3 separate regions of the Homo sapiens genome follow, and regions 1 and 3 are each linked to region 2. Evidence: read pairs that join two places in POLR2A ChIA-PET (ENCODE). Cell type or tissue: GM12878. All regions are shown on one strand.

Evidence for each region. ChIA-PET counts read pairs that join two places held together with the same protein. Peaks named below come from ENCODE experiments on the same cell type or tissue, not always from the same donor. Only the 100,000 strongest peaks of a DNase experiment are listed, where the experiment ranks them.
Region 1: POLR2A ChIA-PET joins it to region 2 with 5 read pairs; 4 of 35 experiments call an interaction of 5 or more read pairs at or near these places.
Region 3: POLR2A ChIA-PET joins it to region 2 with 12 read pairs; 13 of 35 experiments call an interaction of 5 or more read pairs at or near these places.

The regions. Positions count from the first base shown.
Region 1 is chr9:130,089,872-130,092,371 of GRCh38, reverse strand. GPR107 (G protein-coupled receptor 107) reads right to left here. Exons shown (of 18, transcript NM_020960.5): 8 at 1,389-1,496; 9 at 1-124. Among named protein-coding and RNA genes, the nearest start is that of GPR107, 37 kb to the right of the region's middle. In GM12878, no CTCF peak of the experiment used is centred here; no DNase peak of the experiment used is centred here.
Region 2 is chr9:130,009,343-130,011,842 of GRCh38, reverse strand. All of the region lies in intron 1 of FNBP1 (formin binding protein 1), which reads left to right. Among named protein-coding and RNA genes, the nearest start is that of FNBP1, 33 kb to the left of the region's middle. RefSeq lists enhancers at 1,084-1,163, 1,744-1,793. In GM12878, no CTCF peak of the experiment used is centred here; a DNase peak (open chromatin) is centred at 1,156; H3K4me3 peaks cover 1,154 bases; H3K27ac peaks cover 2,402 bases.
Region 3 is chr9:129,883,166-129,885,665 of GRCh38, reverse strand. No RefSeq gene overlaps it. Among named protein-coding and RNA genes, the nearest start is that of MIR6855, 15 kb to the right of the region's middle. RefSeq lists enhancers at 81-130, 181-862, 661-970, 962-1,256. In GM12878, a CTCF peak has its summit at 443 (motif pointing left); DNase peaks (open chromatin) are centred at 289, 532 and 1,095; H3K4me3 peaks cover 1,003 bases; H3K27ac peaks cover 1,968 bases.

The sequences.
Region 1 (2,500 bases), 81 kb before region 2:
GAAGGATATGAATCCAGATGGTCCCAGAAAGAAAGAAGAAAAAGGCCATTGAGATGTATAATTTGGGGAGAGGAATTTCTCCTGCTGAGAGGTAGCTGTCAGGATTCTTCTCTGTGATCTCAATCTGAAACCAGCATGAAATTAATTTTTACTTTTCAGAAACATATCATCCCTTATTCAGCAATTTGGAATCTCAGTTGTTTCACTTAAGCTTAAGAAAGTAAGTACCAGTGGCTGGGCATGGTGGCTCACACCTGTAATCTCAGCACTTTGGGAGGCTGAGGCGGGTGGATCACGATCACCTGAGATCAGGAGTTCAACACCAGCCTGGCCAACATGGTGAAACCCCGTCTCTACTAAAAACACAAAAAAAATTAGGGCCAGGCACAGTGGCTCACGCCTGTAATCCCAGCACTTTGGGAGGCCGAGGTAGGTGGATCACAAGGTTAGGAGTTCAAGACCAGCCTGGCCAACATGGTGAAACCCTGTCTCTACGAAAAACACAAAAATTAGCCAGGTGTGGTGGCGCACCCTTGTAATCCCAGCTACTTGGGAGGCTGAGGAAGGACAATCACTTGAACCCAGGAGGCAGAGGTTGCAGTGAGCCAAGATTGCACCACTGCACTCCAACCTGAGTGACAGAGCAAGACTCCGTCTGGAAAAAAAAAAAAAAAAATTAGCCAGGCATTGTGAAAGGCGCCTGTAATCCCAGCTACTCAGGAGGCTGAGGAAGGAGAATCACTTGAACCCAGGAGATGGAGGTTGCGGTGAGGCAAGATCATGCCATTGCACTCCAGCCTGGGCAACAAGAATGAAACTCCATCTCAAAAAAAAAAAAAAAAAAAGTGAGTACCAGCAAATAACCACACAACCACTTTTTTTTTTTAATTTGAGACAGGGTCTCACCCTTTTGCCCAGGCTGGAGTGCAGTGATGCAATCTCGGTTTACTGTAACCTCTGCCTCCTGGGCTCAAGAAATCCTCCCACCTGAGTAGCCGGGACTAGAGGTGTGTACCACCACGCCTGGCTAATTTTTCACATTTTTTGTAGAGAGAGGGTTTTGCCATATTGCCCACACTGGTCTCAAACTCTTGGACTCAGGTGATCTGCCCACCTCAGCCTCCCAAAGTGCTGGGGTTACAGGCATGAGCCACCATGCCCAGCCAAAACAACCACATTCTTAACGCACAGGTTAAAGTGCAGACACATCCTAAATTGCTTTGTATTTTCCTATGAATCCTCTGCTGAAGTATCCTGCACAGTGGCAGGAATGTGTGTCTGCCCACATTCTTTTCTTAAGTATTCTTAAAATCTAATCTTATACAGAAACAAATCTCCCGTTTTATGCTGACAAAATCCACGTAGAACAATCTCCAAACAGTACTCACATCAAGGCTGAATGTAAACTTGTCACTTGGCAATTCTTTTCCAAGGCATTTATGAAAATAAAGACTGTAAAGGCCTTCTTGGTCATCAGTGCTGATGTTAAAGAAAAACTGAAAGTGAAGAAGAAAACATTTAAAGGTACCCAAATCCTCAGCGATATATATTTTTTCTTTTATTTTTTCTTTTAAAGTATTGTTTACTTTTTTGTTCAAATTCTACTCAGCTATATTTCTAAACCTTAGAAATAAGTTATGAATATTAATGGATTGAAGGAAATAAAGACAGACTGCTTAAATTATCGACTCTCCCACGGCAGAGTTTAAAGAGATATCTTCTTATTCTATGATTCCCTTCCGATATTTTGTTACAACAATTTTCAAGCATACAGAACAGCTGACAATTGTATAGTGAAAGATACATAGCCACAACCTCACTTCTACAGTGAACATTTTACTATGCCTGTTTTATCACAGATCTAGCCATTTGTGATGGCTTTGTGGAAGTCTTCAAAGATAACCTAAGATGTGGTTATCTAGTCTTCAAGCTAACGTATTATTTTGCTCTTTATAGGTATAAAATACTCTTTAAAAAGGAGGCTCATCTTATACTTGAAAACCAATCAATATTTCCTCATCAAAATTTACAACTATGGTTTTAGAGAAGAATAATAAAGGCTACATTTTCTACATTTAGACAGTTTTCTGTTTTTCATACATTTCATGAGTTTAAATGAAGTTTAATGTAAACCAAAAGACAGACAGACTTAGAGAATATGACTTCTTGGTCAAGCCTAAGAAAATTTTACTTCAGCCATAAGTTCTACCAATAAAAAGAAATCTCCCTGAAATACATTTTTAGGGCTACATATATATACCTATTAAACTACAAAGAAAAGCTAGGAAGTGACTACGGTAGCATTTTTCATGACGGGTTGCTCTAGAGTTGGGAAGGACTGCGAGGGAGACACAAGGTTTCTCAGGTGCTGGAACTGTTCTATTTCTTGTCCTGGGTGGTGGATCATAAAGGTGACTGTTCATAGTTACTTGTTAAAACTCAATATAAGTGCTTCACACTCTTCTGCATGTATACTGTACCTCACAATTTAAAAAAACGG
Region 2 (2,500 bases):
GGGGAGGATTGATATATCTATAATATATGGCCTTCCAATCCATGAACATGGTATATTTCTATATTTATTCTGTTTTTCTTTAATGTTGTCTTAGTCCATTTGTGCTGCTATAACAAAATACCTGAGAGTGGATAATTTATAAACAACAGAAATTTATTTCTCACAGTTTTGGAGGCTGGGAAGTTCAAGATCAAGGTGCCAGCAGGTTCAGTGACTGGTGAAGGCCCATTCCTCAGATGGTGCTATCTAGGTGTTGGTGTTGCCACATGGGGAAGGGATGGAAGAGCAACAGCAGCTCTCTGAAGCATCTTTCATATGGGCATTAATCCCATCCATGAGGGTGGAGCCTTCATAGCCTAATCAGTTCCCATAGGCACCAGCTCTTAGTACTGTCACCTTGGAGGTTAAGTTCCAGCATGACTTTTGGAGGATACATTCATTAAAACCTTAGCAAATGCATTTTAATAAAGTTTTATACTTTGCTCTATTATGTTCTTGCACACCTTTTATTATGTTTGTTTCTGTCTACTTGTAATTCTTCATGCTGTTATAAGTAATAATGTTATATATATTTTATATATATATATATATATATATATTTTTTTTTTTTTTTTTTTTTTTTTTTTTGAGATGGAGTCTCACTCTGTCACCCAGGCTGGAGTGCAATGGCACCATCTCAGCTCACTGCAAGCTCCGCCTCCTGGGTTCACGCTGTTCTCCCGCCTCAGCCTCCCGAGTAGCTGGGACTACAGGTGCCTGCCACCACGCCCACCTAACTGTCTCTTGCTTTTCCACCTTCCTTCCATCTCTGCTGTCTGTTTGGCTTGGCTGATTTTTACTTATTCTTCTCATTTCCTCTTAGAAATCCCTCCCTCTGAAAGGCCTTCCCTAATCCCATGTCTATCTTGAGCCCTGCAAGTCTATGTTTCTACTGCTCTTTTAGCCTAGAGTGCTCATTAGCACTCTACTGTTCCCTACTCTCATTCCAGTGCCAGTACAGAGCTTGGCTGAGAGTGAGCTCTCAATAAGAATGGTTGAATTATAGCAACATTTTGGAAGGAGACAAAAAAAAAAAAAAGACCCAAAGAAAAGTGGCTTAGACAACAAGGGCACATTTTCTATCTCACATGACAAAGAGTCCAGAGGCAGGGAAATTCCAGGTTGGTGTCTCAGTTCAGTAATAGCTGAGAAATTGTCATCAAAAAGCCAGGTGCTTTCCATCTCTGGCTCTGCCATTTCAAGCATCACAGGTAGCTATGACCACGTCAAGTAAAGAAGAGGAGGGAGCCGGGTGCAGTGGCTCATGCCTGCAATTCCAGCACTTTGGGAGGCCGAGGCAGGCAGATCACTTTAGGTTAAGAGTTGGAGACCAGCCTTTCCAACATGGTGAAACCCCATCTCTACTAAAAATACAAAAAGTATCCGGGTTTTTTTGGGAGGAAACCTTTCTCAGTACGTGTTTAGTAGATATCTGCTACATCTGGTTAGCCAGGGTAATGTCACATGCCCATGTCTGTGTTGCAAGAGAGATGGAGAAAGTGATCCTGTAATAAGACAGGTGCTCTGCCAAAGGGAAGATGGGATGGATGGGGGATAGCTGCTAGATTGTCAGCCAAGATGCTCAGACAAAAGTGTCTGTTGCAAGGGATATCTCACAGAACCAGTGGCTGGATGAACAGGCCAGTCTCACAAGGGACTTAAATTGGCCAGTGGAAAGTCCACAGGTACATTTTGAACATATGGGGGTAATAATGTCTTGTGTTTGCTTTCCTCTTCATCTCTGCAGATTAGCGTTTTTTCCACTAATTTGGCATGCACATGGACAAAAATTGCCTCTTAGCGATTTTTTTTTTTTTTTTTTTTTGAGACTGGGTCTTGCTCTGTCACCCAGGCTGGAGTACAGTGGCACAATCTCGGCTCATTGCAACCTCCTCCTCTTAAATTCAATGGATTCTCTTGCCTCAGCCTCCTGAGTAGCTGGGATTACAGGTGCAGGTGCGTGCCGCCATGCCAGGCTAATTTTTGTTTTTTGTTTTTGTTATGAGACGGAGTCTTGCTCTGTTACCAGGCTGGAGTGCAGTGGCACGATCTCGGCTGACTGCAGCCTCCACCTCCCGGGTTCAAGCAATTATCCTGCCTCAGCCTCCCGAGTAGATGAGACTACAGGCCCATGCCACCACACCCAGCTAATTTTTGTATTTTTAGTAGAGTTGGGGGTTTCACCATGTTGGCCAGGATAGTCTCAATCTCTTGACCTTGTGATCCGCCCGCCTTGGTCTCCTGAAGTGCTGGAATTACAGGCGTGAGTCATTGTGCCCAGCCATTTTTTTTTTTAGTAGAAATGAGGTTTAGTAGAGATGCCCATGTTGGCCAGGCTGGTCTCAAACTCCTGACCTCAAGTGATCCGCTTGCCTCGGCCTCCCAAAGTGCCAGGATTATAGGCGTGAGCCACTGCGTCCAGCCCCTCTTAGCAATTTTTACCTTTTAGCTCTAGCACCTA
Region 3 (2,500 bases), 130 kb after region 2:
GATGGTGGGAAAGAGCCACCATCCAGACGGGTTCCCTGGCTCTGCGCACTCGCCTGGGGGAGGCCTCCTTTTCCCTGGTCCTAAAACGCTTTCCCGATAGGGGAGGCAGGGATCTGTGTTGCCAGCGCCCTCTGAGACCCGGGATGAGCGTGTGAAGGCTGCCAGCAGGCACGTGGCAGCCCCTTGGTGTGTCAGCTGCTTCTCCAGGGTCCCACTGAGTGCCCATTCGGCCTTGACTTGAGCACTCCTGCCTCCCGTTAGACCTCCAGATGGTATAGTGACCTCCGCCGGGGACATCTCCGGACCACAAAAGGTACAGAAGAAGCAGAGGAAGGACCCTATCCTTGTCCTCAGAGCTAAGGGGCCGAAAGCTGTGGGAGGAAACACGGACCCACTGTCCCCGTCGGGGATGGGGAAGGCTCCCTTCCTCCCTGCGGCACCTGCTGGACGGACGTCTCAGCCTAGGACAGGGCCGCATCCCTTCAGTCCGCACAGCCCCTGGCTGCCACGCTGTGCCGAGCCCTGCCCTTGAGAACCTGTTTCCAGTTCCAGCTCTCCACAGGCCCCCTCATCTAGGCTGGTCCCGGGTCAAATCGAAGGAAGGAATGGAGGCTGCACCCTGAGAAACCCTGGGACACCCTTCCAGAACATACATTGCCTAGGCTGTCTACTGCTCCTAGCTTTCCCCAAAGGCGTGTGTTTCTTCTGCGCCCAGCTCACCCTTGCTCCGTCCAGGTAGCAGGTGTCTCTCTGTGTAGGTGAAGTTGCAGAAGGGACGAGCCAGAGGGGGCTGTGATTCCGAAACCTCTGCTCACTTCCCCCAAGGCTCTCTGGGGCTCAAAATTAGGTAGCATTAAGACCCTCAGGATAATTTATGTTTGCACTGAATTTAAAACAGAACAAAGGTAGGAACTACACTTTTTGGGTGGCTGCGCCTTGCAAATGTATTCGGATGCAGGTTTGTGAGCAGCGCCATGGCCGACAGAACCACAGGCAGGCGGCAGGTCTCCTGCAGCCTCCCCCACGGTGCAGGGGCGCCTTTCCGGCTCCTCTAAGAAGCGCTGCTGAAGCCACGCCCTGGCTTAGCGCGGAGGAGGAGCCACCGTGGGGCACCGTGGGGAGCGAGGCCTGAGCCCCGCCTCCCCAGTCACCGAGCACTTCCTGTCCCTGCTCAGTAATCAAGCACAGACTTCAGATCTTGGCATCTCAGTCTGAACTCCTTAAAAGCCAGGTATTTTAAAAGAAACGTTTTAAGGCAAATTGGTACCTATTTCCAGCCCACCTTTCTGTAGTGCAAGAACTGTCTCCAAACCTCCTAAATAAATCTTCCAGACAAAACTTTCATTCTCATTTTCCATGTTCAATGTCAATCACGTGGATTGACACATATCTAACCTTCAAATGTAAACAAAGCCAAAAATATTGCTTAGAGATTCCCACATAAAGACAAAGGTTGCTTTTTCCTCTTCCGGGAACGCTGTCTACAGGCACTCAGCATGGCCCAGTTTCCCAAACCGTCATAGGCTTTCCTAGAATACAGCCTCTAACAGCACTAGGCCGGCCCGAACCCCTGGGAAGAGAATCGTTTACCTTTATACCAAGATTGGGAAACTGCCAAAGTCTGCACATGGCATGGGCCTGGGCTGACTCCGAGGGGTTTGTGCTGTGAGACCTAAAGCTCCTATGAGACTGCCCCAAAGCAAAAACATGTCAGCAAGCGGCCAGGCGTGGTGGCTCACGCCTGTAATCCCAGCACTTTGGGAGGCTGAGGCAGAAGGATCACTTGAGCCTAGGAGTTCGAGGCCAGCCTGGGCAACACAGTGAGACCCTGTCTACAAACAAAAAACCCATCAGCAGTGCATCTGGTGCTTCTGTGTGAACGTGTTCCCGACAGGATCAAGTGTGCCTTCCTCATCAAGGAGCAGAAAGTTGCTGGGAAGGTGTTAAGGGCAGGAGCACAGTCAGAAAGCTCAATTTTAAAATGATGTTTTGGCCGGGTGTGGTGGCTCATGCCTGTAATCCCAGCACTTTGGGAGGCTGAGGCAGGCAGATCACAAGGTCATGAGATCGAGACCATCCTAGCTAACACCGTGAAACCCCGTCTCTACTAAAAATAAATAAAATAAAAAATAAAATTAGCCAGGCGTCGTGGCACATGCCTGTAGACCCAGCTACTCCAGAGGCTGAGGCAGGAGAATTGCTTGAACCCCAGGAGGCAGAGGTTGCAGTGAGTTGAGATTATACCACTGCACTCCAGCCTGGGCAACAGAGTGAGACTCTGTCTCAAAAAATAATAATAAAATGAAGCTTTTTTCAGGAAAAAAAAAAAAAAAAAAGGCGGGATGAGGGAACCACATGCAAAGAGCCACCTCTGGGGTCAGGCAAGGTGGCCGACTCCGGAGGGGCCCCAGGCTTTCCATGGAACTGGCAATGTGTCATCTTGGTTCCTTGTCACCGTGTTATCCTTGCATACGCTGAAATGTTTCTGTACGCTCGTATC